Linked DNA regions of Mus musculus: region 1 is linked to region 2. The links are chromatin loops, found by intact Hi-C in ENCODE. Cell type or tissue: heart. All regions are shown on one strand.

Region 1 (8,000 bases), 180 kb before region 2:
CTGCTCTTGCCAAGGATCTGGGTGCAATTCTCTACAGCCATGTGGTGGCTCTGTAACTCCAGTTCCAAGGACGTTCACTGCCCTCTTGGTGACCTCTGTGGGCACTGACATGTGATGCACAGATACACAAACATGGAAGCAGAACTCCCAGATAGAGAAAATAAAAACAAAAAATAAAGCTCAAAAATTATAGGGGCCACTGGAACTAAAACTAAAGTCCTGGGCTGGGTATGGTGGAACTTCTATAACCCTATCACTCAGGAGTTAGACAGAGGCATCTTGAGTTCAAAGCCAGCCTGGGCTACACAGTAAGACCTTGTTTCAAAAAATAAATAAATAAAACAAGGGTTGGCAGGATGGTTCCATGGGTAAAGGAGCTTGCTGTGTAAGCAAGCCTGCCAACCTGACTGGCCCTCAGAACCCACAGAAAGCTGAAATGAGACAGGACTCCAAAGATCCTCTGACCTTCATACGCATTGTCATTCTGTCTAACGAAACAAGGGCTGGAGAGATGGCTCAGCTTTTAAGAGGCAGAGGCAGGAAGACCTCTAGGAATTTGAGGCCAGCCTGGTCTACATAGCAAGTGCCAGGAGAGGCAGGACTACATAGAGAGACCCCGTCTCAAAAAAGTGGGTGGGTTACTGAGGCTGTCCCCCTGAATGGTAGAACTCTGCTGCACATGGTTCTAATCTCACTCCCCAGCACTACAAGACAAAATGGTGGTTGCCTGAGGTGAGGTGGGAGGGATCAAGGCTCAGGTAGGCCCAACCATTTCGCGGCACCTTAACCCTTCCATGTGCTCACTTGGCTGTTGCTCTGGCTCCGTCACAGTTTCCGGCTCTTCCTCCTGTGGAGTAGCTACTTGCTCTACCACCATCATCTCCTCGTTTTCTTTCTCTGCATAGCAGAAAGCAGGAAGAGGTCTTGGCCCCAGCTCTGGCCCAGTCCCAACCTGGCCCACTTGTACCCATCTTACCCTCTGGCCAGAGCGTGAGTGGCTGTAACCCCGTGTAAGTCAAAGATAGGTCCAGTCGCACCTGAAGAGACAAGGGAAGAGAGGCTGAGAGGAAGCACTTGCCATAAGAGAAAGGGGGAGACAGGTGGCCACTCACTGCCTGTACACAGTACCTGTGGGGTGAAGACATATTTGTAGAGCTTGAAGTGGCGGAAGTAGGTGTTGACCACATAGTCTGCCAGTGCCAGCAGCTGTTCCTCTTTAAAGAGGTCAATGCTGAAAGGGGGCCGCTGTGACGATAATCCGGGACGTAAGTGCCCTGACAACCTCCAGAAGCCTACCCAGCTAGTCTGCCAAAAGCAGCTGTCTAGAAGCAGGGCAAGCCCCAGGTGGCCTTCAGAGGAAGATGGTGGGAAAGAGAACAGGAATTTGGGCCCGATCTTGCCTGTGGTTGGGTGAAGGCTTCGTTTCAGGGTACTGACCCTGATTCCATGACAAAAGAGAACGCTGGTAAAGTAGCGGTAGCATTCCTCCACGTTGCCCAGAGGGGTAGCTGGAGGGAAACAAGGTGAAGCTGTCAGCCCGCCTACTCGCCTACTCTTCCTTCTGCTTTTAGAGCAGGAGATGGAGAATGGGGCAGACTTAGGAGTAAGTCCTGGTCGCTCTGTTAATTCACTCAGTAAACACCATATTCTCACTCTACACTTTTCTCGGCACTCAAAGACAGACAAGGTCCTTCCCTCAGAAGGATGCTTTGTTTCTGGTCGGAAAGTATAGAACTAAAGTTGGCCTCAAACCAGCGGCATTGCCCCTGCCTCAGCCTCCTGAATGCAGGTGTGTCAGGCTTGAGCTACCACACGCGGCATCATTGGGAAGGTACTTTGTTGTTGAGACAGGGTGTCACGTGTCCCAGGCTAACTTTGAACTTCTGACTCATCTGCCTTTTAGGAAAGAAACTTCCTAAGTGCTAGGATTATGGATATGTGCCACCTCACTTGAGTACACAGGGTTGGAAGTGAACCCAGGATTTTGTACTTAGGCAAGCACTCTACTAAGTGGGCTATATCCCCAGCCCCCTATTTAGATACTTCTCAGAACAGACCCATAATATTAGTACTATGTGTTTCATTTCTTAATAAGGGAAGCTCTCAAAGGTGATAAATGTGGTACATTAATACCACCTATGGTGGAACACAAATCCCAGACTGCAGGTTCCCTACTTTAGTTCTCCACGGTCACTTCTGCCAGCCCAGCCTCCTCTCCTAGGGCTCAAACCTTTTGGTGGCTACCTCCCTCTCCTCACCAACACAGGCCTTGTGAAGATCTTGGAGCATGGCACAGGCTGCTGATGTCTGCTCTGGTGAAAAGCCCTGCTGGCGGCAGAAGATAAGTGCGTGGGAGAAGAGGTCCAAGATAATGGCATCCCGCAGGCTCTGCTCAGGAAAGCCAAGCTCCAAGAGCTCAGCAAGAACCCTTGGGGGGGGGGGTGGAAGAGGCATGAGTGACAGACAGCAGGGGTTCGCCCGCCCCCCACCTCACCTTAGGATTTATTTCTATTATATGGGTAGTTTCCCTGTATATGTGCAACACATGCTTTTCTGGTACCCATGGAGACCAGAAGAAGGTATTGGATCCTCTGGAACTTGAGTTATAGACTATGTGGATGCTGGGAACCAAACCTGGGTCCTCTGGAAGAACAGCCATTGCTGTTAATGGCTGAGCTGCCTCTGCAGCCCTGAACACAAGCCTCTTCTCGTCTCCATTGCCTGACACTCACTCTATACTTTAAAGTTTGTCATTTCTTGTGTCTCCCCTCCCAAGAGTTCAGTCTCGCCCAACTCAAACCCATACTCTCTCATCTTTTCCACAGTGGCTGCCTTCTCCAGTCTGTGCATAGAATGGATGTCCAGGTATTTCCTGTCAGGAAAAGATGAGACAAATCACTGGTGGTTCATACAACTTCCCCGATGGGGCTGCAACTTGGAGAGTTTCAGTGGGGATCAGGAGCTGAGACTTGGCGAACTTGCTAAGGAACCTTTAGCAAATCATTTCACTGTCAACGGGGAACATCATGGTCTAGAATCCAGTCTGTAGATTTAGCAGATTTTTTTTTTATTTATAAACCCACTGATTAGAAAAGAGTTGTGCCAGGTAGTGGTGGTACACTCACTGTACCCAGCACTGTGAGGCAGAGGCAGGCGGATCTCTTGAGTTTGAGGCCAGCCTGGTCTACAGAGTGAGTTTCAGGATAGCCAAAGCTACAAGGAGAAACAATGTCTTGAAAACCCCCCAAAAAACAACTTTGAGTCCTTGTCTTGCTCTGTGTGACCTTGATGAAGTCCCCTGGGCCTTGGCATCGGTGTGCACAGTGCTCCATCATTGCAGCTGTGTACATTCCTGCCTTTGCCTCCCTTCTCACACCGCCACTTTACACTGAGGCACCTGGCACGCTGGTGACTCGTTACCTTGAGCACTTCTCAGTCTCATCTTTGTAAAACTGGAGAGCCCTGGCTGGACAGGACTGTTGAGGACACCTTACAGGAGTAATACAAATGAGAAGTGTAACTTTTCCCCTGGGCTCTCCACACTCACCACATACAGATCCGGGGCTGGGGTAGTGGTGGCTGCGGAGAGAAGACAGATTATGGGACAAATAGATACGACAGTATGTATCCCCTAGTCCCTAGTACCTCATGAATTTCTAGCAGGTCTGAGTGTGCTATAATTTTAACTATAGCAAAATAGGTAAAACCGGGCTTCGGTGGGCTCGAAATACTATTTAGCAGCCTATTTACAATCAAAGCAACTCCAGGAAATTCCCTAATGTTGATAAACGTAATGACTGGCGGCACCTTTTTTGGGAAACCTAAGTATTCACTAGAGGACAACTCTGTCCCGCCCTCACCGGGAACAAGTTGGCTCCAGGATCTTCAGCCACTTCCACAGGGCTACTAGTGGCTTCTGCGGGCGACTCGGTCTGCATGTCTGTTCCGTTCCTTATGGCCGAGCCGTCCACCGAGCTGGGACTCCTGTCCAGTTCCTCCTGCAATTTGGGAGATTGTTCCGACTCCATCTGCACCTTCATTCCCAGGCTCTGGCTGGAACTGGGGGTAATCATCTCTTCGTCCTTCTTAGCCTCAGTCAAGGGCTCTCCAGCCTGGGCTCTGGGACAGCCAGCTCTCCCACTGCAAAGCCCGGTCCTGCCCCTTCTAGTGTTTCTTCAGAGGCGGTGAAGCGAGAGGCAGCCAATCCGCAGAGGGCGTCTTCCCAACTTGTCTCCCCGGTGACCGTTGTTAAGGAAAGTAGAAAGTACAAGCCCACGCCAATCATTGAAAAGATAGAGCGCATGCGTAACGAGTTGCACGTGCCTCTTAGAAGTTGCTTGTAAGGGTGCTTTTGAGGGTCGGTCTTTTTAAAGATTTAATTTAAATCTTTAAAAGATTGTGTTTGTGCGTGCGTGTGCGCACATATGTACAGGATGTTCGGGAGGGCTCCGCGGAGGCCAGGAGAGGATGACGGATCCTCTGGATCTGGAGTTACAAGGGGTCGTGTACCGAGTACCCCGAACAGCAGCAAAGGCTCCACCCCTCCATCTCCTAGTGCAACTGCGGGGTCAGTAACTATGGGAACCGCCTGCTGGCCAATCATTAAGAGAAATACAGTCCGTCGCGGGGTTGGAGGGGTGGGACTAAAAGACTCGAGAGGAGGAACCAAGAGCTACCAATAGAAACAGGAAATAAGTTTCGCCACATCCGGAGCGGCTCTGACGCCTGCGCTGTGCGTCTGGCGGCCGGTGACGTCCGGTGAAATCCAAGATGGTGGCGCTTGGCTGACCCTACGGTAAGTGCGGACCCCCGTCCGGCGGGGGCGGGGTCCGGGAGATATGTCCAGGGGGACGCTCAGGACTGCGGAGCTCCAGACGCATCCACAGCTCAGCTCTCTGTTTTCTGCAGGTGACGGAAGTGCCGCCTCCACCCGCCTGCCAGCCCCGGAGAGCCCTGAGTTGCCCCTCCGCCACCGCCGCTATGTCTGGCCTCAGCAACAAGCGCGCCGCCGGCGACGGGGGCTCAGGACCCCCAGAGAAGAAGATGAACCGCGAGGAGAAGACCACGACCACTCTAATCGAACCCATTCGTCTCGGCGGCATTTCTTCCACGGTTGGTGGGCTTTTGCGAAAGTCACATTTGGCCTGCGCCCAAAGTGTTTGGAATCTTGTGTGTGCTCGTGTGTATATACACAAACCGGGTGGTGAGGGTGGGTGTGCCAACGGCGTGAATGTGATCAGAGAACAACTTTACGGAGTCCCTTCTGGCCTTTTACTTATGCGCACATATGTTCCCGTAAGTCCTGTGTGATGTGTCTGAGTTGGAAACAGGTAGGGGCAGGAACGGAATGTGAAGCTCTCATGACTAGCATATTCTCTTTGCAAGTGTCTGAGCCTTGCTATATACCTCTCCCCTTTCAGTCTAATCCTTGTCCTATTGTGTGTCAGTGATGGTTCAGGGTCCTGCCCGACACTCTGCCTCTTCCCTTCTGGTAGGAGGAGATGGATTCCAAGGTACTGCAGTTCAAGAACAAGAAGCTGGCGGAGCGGTTGGAGCAGCGGCAAGCCTGCGAGGATGAGCTCCGGGAGAGAATTGAGAAATTGGAGAAGAGGCAGGCCACTGATGATGCCACACTCCTCATCGTCAACCGCTACTGGGCCCAGGTGGATGCCTGAAGAGCGAGCGTCCTACTGGGAGAAGCCCTGAGGCATTCCTAACCTCTTGTTCTTTCTTCTTTCAGCTGGATGAAACTGTAGAAGCCCTCCTCCAGTGCTACGAGAACCAGAGGGAACTGTCTTCAGGGACAGAGGTGCCTGGGTGCCAAGAGGGCCTGACCCGTGATGTGATCCCTCGACCAGACCCAGGGACATCAGATCTGAGGGGTAGGACCAGGGCCCTGGGGAGCTTATGTTCTCAGAAAGGTTTTGAGGAGGAGGTGACTTTGATGTGGGGCTACCGAAATGCCCGGCACTTGGGAAGCAGAAGTTGCTGTCCTGGAACTCACTTTGTAGACCAGGCTGGCTTCAAACTCAGAAATTTGCCTGCCTCTGCCTCCCGAGTGCTGGGATTAAAGGCGTGTGCCACCACGCCCATCGTGAGACTCTGTCTTAAAAACATGGGTTTTTTGTTTTTTTTTTTTTTTTTGGTTTTTTTAATATTCTTTTTTAATGGAATGAACAAAGTTTTAGAATCTAATTGGATTTTCATAATCCCAGCCTTCTGAAAAGTAGAAGCAGAAGTCTTTCTGTTTATCAATTAATTCATTTATTTTGGTTTTTCAAGACAGGGTTTCTCTGTGTAATGTTGGCTGACTTGGAACTCACTCTGTAGACTAGGCTGGCCTCAAACTCAGAGTGTGCTGGGATTAAAGGTGTGCGCCACCACCACCCGGCAGCCATGGAATACCAAGCAGCTTATTCTGGGACTTGGTAGAGGTTGATGGTCCCTGCTGTGGCCTTTCATTCTGATGAGGATTCTCTGTCCCTTCCAGAACCGCTGCCAGTGCAGTTTCGAGCCCCTCTCAGTGAGCCGGCCTTGGCTTTTGTGGTGGCACTGGGCGCCAGCAGCTGTGAGGAAGTGGAGCTGCAGCTGCAGGGTCGGATGGAATTCTCCAAGGCTGCCGTGTCTCGGGTGGTCGAGGCCTCGGACCGCCTGCAACGGCAGGTGGAAGAACTCTGTCAGCGAGTATACAGCCGGGGTTAGTTCTGTGGACCCTACCCTGAGAAATCCACCCTGGCCTGCGTTGTTCAGAGTCCCCAGTAAATGTCAGCCTTGTTCTTGTTGGGACAACTTAGTTCAGACGGGGATTTCAGCTTTAGTTCCTGAAGTGGGGCTCTAGAGAGACGGCTGGAGGAGCTGTTGATGCTGGCAGGGTCACAGCCCTTCAGCAGGAGGGCTCTCTGGAACTTTGCACCAACCTCAGGGGTAGCTATTGTCCCACTACACTGAGAGGCAAGTGCCCAGGCTTTTTGAGGCAAGGGGTTTTTTCCTCCTGCCCTTAATTCTCCTCCCTAGTGTCCATTTTCTTGGCTGAATGGTCCCTCTGTGAGCTAGCTTAGTCTGAGTTTGTCATAAGCAGTTGGTGAGATAGCTGGTGCATAACACTGAGCACAGAAACTCCAGGATCAACTAGTTCTTCCTTGGTTATCCAGGGACTCCAGGATCAACTAGTTCTTCCTTGGTTATCCAGGGACTCCGGGATCAGCTAGTTCTTCCTTGGTTATCCAGGGACTCCGGGATCAGCTAGTTCTTCCTTGGTTATCCAGGGTTTGGCTCTCATCCAGGCTTTGCATTCCCAGGGGACAGTGAGGCCCCTGGGGAGGTGGCACGGGTGCGCACCCGGGAGCTAGGCAGAGAGAACCGTAGGCTACAGGACTTGGCCACTCAGCTGCAAGAGAAACACCACCGCATCTCGTTGGAGGTAGGAGTTGGGCTTTGGGTGCGGTTAGAACTTGGGCAGGGTTTGGGTTTGCTATCCGAGGACCTCAGGAAACAGGCCACTGTCCACTGCCCCTAGTACTCTGAGCTCCAAGATAAAGTGACATCGACAGAGACCAAGGTCCTAGAGATGGAGACCACAGTGGAGGACCTGCAGTGGGACATTGAGAAGCTGCGCAAGCGAGAACAGAAGCTCAATAAGCACTTGGCAGAGGCCTTGGAGCAGGTACGAGAGTGGATGGGACCAAATTGAGTACTTGGGGCCCCGGTTTCTGCCCTTTGCATCCACTGTGTCTTCTTTCTCTGCAGCTCAACTCCGGCTACTATGTGTCTGGGAGCTCCACAGGCTTTCAGGGAGGCCAGATTACACTCAGCATGCAGAAGGTAAGCAGCCTCCTCCCCCTCCCCTCCAGGTCTGCCTCGGACTTTCCTGAGGGCAGGCATCTTCATCAGAGTCCGTTTCCTGGCATTGCTGCACATTTTTTTTTCATTCCTTTCTACACTTGTTTATTAAATAATTGCAGAACTTAACTGCTAGGAGCTAGGCGGGCTGAAGAGGACGA
Region 2 (8,000 bases):
GATCATTTGCTCCCTTCCATTCCCGAAAACTGTCTCAGCTCTGAGATGATTTAACATGGTTGCATTTCTCACCGTATACTAATGGAGGACATATACTAATGGCCCCTGCCCTTCTTCCCACAAGTTCTAAATGACCTTTCTTCTGGTCGACTGAGCTGCGGCCAGTCTGTAAATGTGCTCGTCAGAGTCATGTGGAGGGGTAGAAACCTGGGCTTGCCATGTTGAATGCGCACAGAGGTAGAGCTAACAGAAGCTATGTGTTTAGGTGCCAGACCTTAGGGAGCAGTACCAGCAGCCCTGATGTTGCTGTTCACTGTCAGGGTAAAGTAAGGATGGGTTTTCAAGAAAACCGCTGTATCCAAATTTCTATATCAAAATGTACTTTTAGCTGGGCAATGGTGATGCACGCCTTTAATTCCAGCACTTGGGAGGTAGAGGCAGGCAGATTTCTGAGTTTGAGGCCAGCCTGGTCTACAGAGTGAGTCCCAGGACAGCCAGAGCTATACAGAGAAACCCTGTCTCAAAAAATAAAAACAAAAGTCCTTTTAGTATCTGGAGAGCTGGCTCGGTGACTGCTCTTCCAGAGGACCTGGGTTTGAATCCTAGTACCCACATGGTGGTTCACAGTAGTCTGTCATTCGAGTCACAGAGGATCCCTTTTTGCTTCCTTGGGCACTGTACATATGTGGCATATATACAGGAAAAACACCCATACCCCTAAAAAAATGTAGTCAGGCAGTGGTGATGCATGCCTTTAATCCCAGCACTCAGAAGTCACAGGCAAGTGGCTGTCTTGAGTTCAAGGCCAGCCTAGGCTACAGAGCAAGTTCCATGACAGAGAAACCTTCTCTCCCTCCACCCCAGTCCCCAAATAATAATAATTTTTTTTTCTGTTAGTCACTATATAAGCCAGGCTTATGTAGTGGTATGGTGGCCCACTGTGTAGTCCCAGTACATTTGAGGCTAGCCTAAGCTAAATATTAAAATTCTGTCTTAAAAACAAATTTCAAATAAAGAGTAATTCTAATGGAAGCCTAGCAGTGCATTCTTGTGATCCTAGGGACTGGGGAATTTGAGGCAGGAGAATCAGGAATTAAAGGCAAGCCTAGGCTACTTGGAGACAGTTGTCTCAGAAGGGAAATGAGGACACAGCTCAGTGGTGAGGGTTCACTCTACATGCGTGAGGTCCTATGTTCAGCATTCCCCCCCAACTCCCAACACACACACACACAGAGTTTTAGCACTGTGCAGATGTCATATGCCACAGCACAGTTTTGGCAACTTACCTTGGACTGTGATGTCTGGTGATGTATTTTTTAGAGCCAGGTTACTGCCTGGCAAGTGACTATGGTATTGTTATAAAATGAGATAAGAGTGTGAGTCAGCCCTGGCCTGGGGTCCTAGCTTGCTCTGTTATTTTGTAATCAGGTGCTCTGGGGTCCTGGCTCTGCTATTTTGTAATCATGTGCTCTGGGACAGGTGTTCTCATCTGTAAGCAGAAGTGATTAAATAGAAATGTGGCTTCCTTCTTACATTTTTTTTTAAATTTTAAATTATATGTATATGTTTGTGTAGGGGGTATGTTCACATGAGTGCAGGTGCTTACATAGGCCAGGGGTGTCAGAATGCATACTGGGTCCTGGGAATTGAACTCAGGTCTTCTGGAAGAGTGGTATATGTGGTTAACTACTGAGCCTCAAGGCTTGGCTTCTTCAAGTGGAGTTAAAGGCTCAGCAGTATTATCACAAGAGAATTTGGAAGGAAAGTAAATCTAAGATCTTGGGCCTTGTGCAGTTCTGGGCTTGCTGCAATTCTGGGGTGGGGCCAGCAGTCCACCTCAGGGACTTAGGCCAGTAGTGTGGGGGTAGGAGGACTCTGAACTCTTTCCCCCGGAGATAGGGGAGGAGGCTGCCTCTGGACTCACTCTGCAGTGGCTAGCAGTCTCTTGAGTGTAGGTCATCCCAGTAGGGTTTTGTGGACAGAGCCACTTGTGGAATGTAGCCTCAGTGAAGCTGAGACAACGGTGGGACTCAGAGAGATGAATGCTGTATCAGGGAGTTAGCCAGGCCTTGGTTTCTATTGCTGTGATGAAACATGAAGTCCCCAGAGGCCCTCGGGGAGCAAAGGATTAACTTCATCTTACAGCTTAGAGTTCAGTATGGAGTCAGGGCAGGACCTCGGGCAGGACGGGGAGCAGAGCAGAGGCCATGGAGGTTCACATCTTACTGGCTTGCACGGCTTGCACTCAGTGGCTTGCTCGGCCTGCATGTTTATACTACTCAGGTCTACCTGCCCAGGGTGGCACTGCCCATAGGGTGGCACTGCCCATAATGAGCTGGGCCATCTCATGTCATGAATTGAACATGATATGAACATAAAAAATATATATATGCCCTCACAGACTAGCCTGCAGGTTAATCTGGTGGAGAACTTTTTTTGTTGTTGTTTTTTGTTTTTTGAGACAGGGTTTCTCTGTATAGCCCTGGCTGTCCTGGAACTCACTCTGTAGACCAGGCTGGCCTCGAACTCAGAAATCCGCCTGCCTCTGCCTTCCAAGTGCTGGGATTAAAGGTGTGAGTCACCACTGCCCGACAGTGGAGAACATTCTTAAGTTGACATTTTCTTTGCAGATGAAGACACACTAGCTTGTGTCAAGTTGACAAAAGAACAAAACAAAAAGCCTAACCTGCACACACCACCAGAAAAGGTCAGGTAGAGAAGAGATACTATTTCATTTGTGTTTGAGAATGCTTTTCTTGATACCAGAAAGTAGATCGGGCATTAGCACTCAGGAGGTAGAGGTGGGAGAATTGTTGCTAATTTGAGGCCAAGTAGGTCTACACAGGCAATTCAGTCCAGGCAGAGTTACATAGCAAGGGTGTGGGGAGGGTGCCTGCAGTCAGACCGGGTTCTGGTGCAGAACGAATGAAAGGAGTTCAAGCAAGCCTGTTGTTGAGCCTCTGTAGTCACGGGAGGGTGGAGGGTGCTGTTTATTGGATAATGGGTAAAGACACCGAGCATCCTACTAGGGACAGAGCATTGAGCAAAAGTTCCTGCTTGCTTGGAACTGCCGTTTCTATGGAGGGAGGAAAGGGTCAAAAAGCAAAAATGTATACAGTGTATCAGATCCCTGAGATGGGGGCTTAGGACTGAGGAATGTTGAGACTTGAGAGCTCTCCCGGAAGGTTTCCCTGAGGGGATAGGAGCAGGTCAGCTGAGATGCCACGTGTTGCTGTGAAGAGCCAGTCATGTGGAGCAGCAGCAGTTGAGGAGACTCCCTTGTTGGGAGCAGGTGTAGGGCAGATAATGAAGACCACGAGGACAGGCTGGGAGGAGCGCTAATACTACTTTATCTGCCTAGGGCAAACTGAGAGTCGAGGCCGACTGCAGGGGGTGGCAGAACTTCGCCTAGCTGGTCTGGAGCTCACAGATGCCTCCCTGAGGCTCCTGTTGCGCCACGCTCCCCAGCTCAGTGCCCTGGACCTGAGTCACTGCGCCCACGTTGGGGACCCCAGTGTCCACCTCCTCACGGCTCCTACTTCCCCTCTTCGAGAAACACTGGTGCACCTCAATCTCGCTGGTAAGTGCGATCCCCCGTGTGAAGTCCCTGTCTACCGTGTGCTACCTCCTTAGCTGTCTAATCTCAACTGCTGCTGCCCCTTACGCAGGGTGCCACCGCCTCACGGACCACTGCCTTCCACTGTTCCGTCGATGCCCACGTCTTCGCCGCCTGGACCTACGCTCCTGCCGCCAGCTCTCACCTGAAGCTTGTGCCCGGTTGGCGGCTGCTGGGCCCCCTGGCCCCTTTCGCTGCCCAGAAGAGAAACTGCTTCTCAAGGACAGCTAGTTGGGTGCCGATGCCCCCTTCCCTTCCCTTCCCCAGGACTCAGCCAGAGAACCTGGACCTCTTGCCTTCATTTCACCCCCTGTTGGGAGGCCAGGTTATTTTCTTCATGACTTGGCACTCCTCAGTTTAATGACTTGGGATTCCTGCCCAGGGACTTGAGCCAGCCTTCCCTCTCTCCCACCTGCACTGATATCTCTGGGGGTCTTTGCTTCCCATCTCTCCCTTTCACCTGCTTCATTGTCCATCCCCTCTGGGGAGTGGGTCAAGAGGTACTGGGGAGGTGCTGAGCCAAAGGGATGGTGGGAGGGAGGGGCGGTGAAGGTGCAAGTCTGGAGTAGGGAAAATGAGGTGACATGGTATCTTGTACACAGGATACTGGGGGCTGGGGGAGGCGATGGATGGGTGTGGGGAGGGCAGAAATCAGACCAACAAGGGTTCAGGGAACAAAGACCAGTTGGGTGGGATGGGGGGCCAAAAAGGGAAAACAGAGGAGCAATTGGGGATCCGAGTGTCAAGACAGGGGGCGCTACAAGCCAGGTAATGCCAGGACTGGGGGCTGGGAGAGGAGCAGATGTGGGGATAGTACCCTCTGCGTAGGGTTGCCTCTCTCCCCTTCCCTCTACCCAGATTTCAGTTTTCCCCGACCTTGACTCCTTGAACGTCACTGAAAATGGCAGCTATTGCAAGGAGTAGGGGCCGCGGGTCTACCTGCTGTTAAGCTCGGTGGCCCAGGGGAGTGGTGAGGGGTAGCCCAGACCCCTGCCTGGCTCTCTACACAATACTTGAACATTCATCTGTACTGAAGTGTTACTTGAACCGGGGGAATCTCGGACTTGGGGGAGTGTGATGTGAGGGGACCAGCTTGACCGAGACTGGGCTATGGGTACCCAGTTTGGACTGTCCCACCCCTAGCTCTCTTGCATTACTGTCTTGAACAGCTCCACCCTTCACTTGAGTTGGGGTGGGGAAATGTCAGCTTAAAGATGGGCAAGATGGGACTCCTCCAGTTTGGCTCTTCCCATTCTTTCATCGTCATGGAAACTCGTGTCCCATTTGCCCAGGGAACTGCCACTCCTGGTTGCCATGGAAATAGCAGCCAATGGACACCTCCGGAAATCAGTGCTAAGACTGGAAACGGTCCCTCTTAGTTGCTGTGGGAACTTAGTAACAGACTCTTGGCACCTCCCCTCTTCCCACCCCTTTCCTTCTTCCAGTGTGGGGGTGGGGTCTCAAGAGCCTGAGGGAGGAGTCAGGTCTAGGTCCCACTCAACTTAGGCCAGGGGGAACTGGATTGTACTACATGGGGGTGGGGGGAGGGGAATCTATCCACATACCTCAGGTAACAGGAAGGTGCGCGGGTTGGGGGCGGGGGCTGGGCGGACCAAAGGCAGGAGGGGGGGCCTGGGGTTGGAGAAAGGCTTGACGGTGGGGCCGCTTGCGGGAGGGGAGGAGGCACCCCGGCGAGGGACAAGTGGGGCACCCAGCCGGGCTGGACCCCTAACCCCACAAGTCTGTACAATAAGGTTTGCTATAAAACTCAGAATCTAGCCGGGGCCGCTGACTTTTTGTGTCTGTCTGCGGTGTCGAGTCTGAGTGGTGGGTAGGGATGGTGGAAGGGGCTCCTTTGGTCTCTGGGAGGAAAATGGGCTTAATTTTCCTGAGATGACTGCTCAAAGAGGAGTGTGGAAGTCTGGACACCTGTGAATGTCCAGGTACATACACTGGGTGGTCTGAGGCCAGCAAAGTCCCAGCAAAAGCTGAGGCTGAGCATTCACGTCGTGGCCTGGGTTAGAGGGTCCCTTGAGATCTCTGCCCGTGGGCAGACTGCAGGGGTTCGTCTCACGGCTCCACCCAATCATGTGGTCACCGGGCTCCGCCCCTGCCCCAGTTCCTGTTTCGGCCCCTGGGCCTTCTAGACGCGTCCGTAACTGTTCCCGCTGGGTCTGCCTTGCCACCCAGGATGGGGTCCCACCCGCGCTTGGGCCGTCCCTTCTTGGGGATACAAGGCGCCTCGGCCCCTCCTTGACCATCTGCGCTTGTGGTGTAACTGCTCTCAGGATGAAGGGCGGCGAGGGGGACACGGGCGAACAGGCCCCGCTGAACCCGGAGGTGGACAGCCCCGCGGGCTCAGCCACGTACCGGGAGTTCGTGCACCGCGGCTACCTGGACCTTATGGGGGCCAGTCAGCACTCTCTGCGGGCGCTCAGCTGGCGCCGCCTCTACCTCAGCCGGGCTAAGCTCAAAGCCTCCAGCCGCACATCTGCTCTGCTGTCGGGCTTCGCCATGGTGAGGGGTGGGAGGGGGTACACGGGGTGGGTAAAGCACGTGGTGGGAGAAGTCAAGAAAATGGGTCCCCAGTACTGGACTGAATAAAAGGGTTTCTTTAGGATAAAAGAAGGAGCTAAGTCCCAAGGGACTGGAAAAACCCTTTATGTCGGGCACAGCTCTAGGAATATAAACAGACTGAAGATCGGTCCCAGAAATGCCGTGGAAGAAGGGAGTAAAGAGGTCAGCAGATGCAGACTGGTGGGGGGAAAGTCTGAAGTGGCTTAGTTACCAAGTCCTCGAGAGTTGAAAGGCAGTCAAAGCTGAATGAGAGCCTATATCAACCAGATCGGGGAAGGGGGATAGTGTATGTGAGAGTCATTTGACTGAAGGGCCCACCTCTCAGAAGGCACAGAGAATTGCCGGGAAAACTAAGAAACCATGAGGAAGCTGCTGGGGAAGGAAGCTGATCAGGGAGCTAGCAGATAAGTCTGATAAACTGCAGGTGTGGGAGGATAATGTCAGCTAACGGTCCCAGCAGTGGCCCCGGGAAGTGGAACTGAAGATTCCAGAGTGTGGCCTGCAGATGTGTCCTGGTTCCTCCCTACTTAGGGCCAGCTGTGCGGCCCCAAGTCGACATCCACTCCAGTTGCCATCTTTAGGAAGTTGTGACATCATAGAAGGTGCTGTCTCTGTGGTCTGCCAAGCTTTTGTCCAGGAGGATGTGGGATTCTTATGGAGACCCCCTAGAACTAGGTGTGTTAGAACAAGCTCCGCTTAGCAAAGGAGGCTCTTCTAGAACAGTGTGCTATCTAGACTACATGGAAGCTGCTGTTTAGACAAGGATGCTCCGCAGGGTATGGGTGTGGAGTGAAGCTCTGCTAGTTTCAGTTTTCTTCACACTTGGGGGGAGGGCACCCTTCATAATGTACCCTTGTGTAAATAGGCCTTGGAGGGAGCTAAGGTGAGGGCATATAAAAGTAACTTAGGTCAATACCTCCCTTTTTTCTGCAACCTCAATATCAGGACGAAAGAATCTGTAATCTTAAAGGTTGCTCTTGCTCTGTTGCTTGTAAGGGGCCCAGATTTCCCCCAAACAGCCCCATAGTTCCTGAGGACATTTGACTGAAAGGAATCAGCACCACAGAAAGAAGGGCACAGCAGCTTGTGTTTGAACCACGTGGCTCCGCCTGCTTCTAAAGGAACAGTACAGTGTGCAGCAGAAGTTGCAGAGCAGATCGTTGTGGTGTCAGTGTGAGAGGGCTTTCTCTGAGGAGCAGTAGGCTGAATGTGTAGGTTCTAGGACCGCCCCCAGTCCTGACAAAGAACCCTGGGTTGGACCCTGGGAGACACCAGAATTAAGCCTGGCCCAGATCCCTGTTTGTGAACACACCTGCCTACTATCTGCGGTGGCCCAATTCCCCAAAATACTCAGTTTTATTTTTGTAAGTACCACTGTATCCCTGCACCACAGTAATCTCGGGATCTGTAAGAAATGGGCCGGGCGTGGTGGCGCACGCCTCTAATCCCAGCACTCAGGAGGCAGAGGCAGGCGGGTTTCTGAGTTCGAGGCCAGCCTGGTCTACAGAGTGAGTTCCAGGACAGCCAGGGCTACACAGAGAAACCCTGTCTCCAAAAACCAACAAACAGAAATGGGAGATATCTTCCTAAACCCAGGTGGCCTGAAGTTAAAACATACAAATCATATTCACAGGCTGTGAATCTAGCCTAGTTCTAGTTGGTAGAGTATTTGCCTACCATTCAGGAAATCCTAGGTTCAATTTCCATTTAAACAACAACAAACATGGTATAGCGTATAGCACACCTATAATCCCAGCACTTGAGGTAATAAAAAAGAACAAACAAGGTTGTTCTTGGCTATACAGAG

The links. Hi-C counts contacts between places; a loop is a spot of excess contacts. Peaks named below come from ENCODE experiments on the same cell type or tissue, not always from the same donor. Only the 100,000 strongest peaks of a DNase experiment are listed, where the experiment ranks them.
Region 1: a loop joins it to region 2, with 2.7 times the contacts of the local background. A loop is called at or near these places in 2 of 42 quality-filtered maps.

The regions. Positions count from the first base shown.
Region 1 is chr7:127,584,017-127,592,016 of GRCm38, forward strand. It overlaps Ccdc189 (coiled-coil domain containing 189), which reads right to left and starts at 4,579. Exons shown (of 9, transcript NM_001033040.3): 1 at 3,861-4,579; 2 at 3,548-3,579; 3 at 2,807-2,872; 4 at 2,259-2,428; 5 at 1,438-1,508; 6 at 1,129-1,245; 7 at 977-1,037; 8 at 805-897. The coding sequence starts at 4,073. Rnf40 (ring finger protein 40) reads left to right here and starts at 4,682. Exons shown (of 20, transcript NM_172281.2): 1 at 4,682-4,795; 2 at 4,909-5,112; 3 at 5,496-5,663; 4 at 5,741-5,882; 5 at 6,491-6,697; 6 at 7,299-7,420; 7 at 7,517-7,663; 8 at 7,747-7,821. The coding sequence starts at 4,981. In heart, no CTCF peak of the experiment used is centred here; DNase peaks (open chromatin) are centred at 4,225, 4,625 and 5,695; H3K4me3 peaks cover 2,747 bases; H3K27ac peaks cover 1,797 bases.
Region 2 is chr7:127,764,084-127,772,083 of GRCm38, forward strand. It overlaps Fbxl19 (F-box and leucine-rich repeat protein 19), which reads left to right. Exons shown (of 11, transcript NM_172748.2): 10 at 3,362-3,580; 11 at 3,669-4,845. The coding sequence ends at 3,847. It overlaps Orai3 (ORAI calcium release-activated calcium modulator 3), which reads left to right and starts at 5,732. Exons shown (of 2, transcript NM_198424.3): 1 at 5,732-6,133. The coding sequence starts at 5,906. In heart, a CTCF peak has its summit at 4,415; DNase peaks (open chromatin) are centred at 3,788, 4,138, 4,918, 5,728 and 1 weaker place; H3K4me3 peaks cover 2,557 bases; H3K27ac peaks cover 3,390 bases; H3K27me3 peaks cover 353 bases.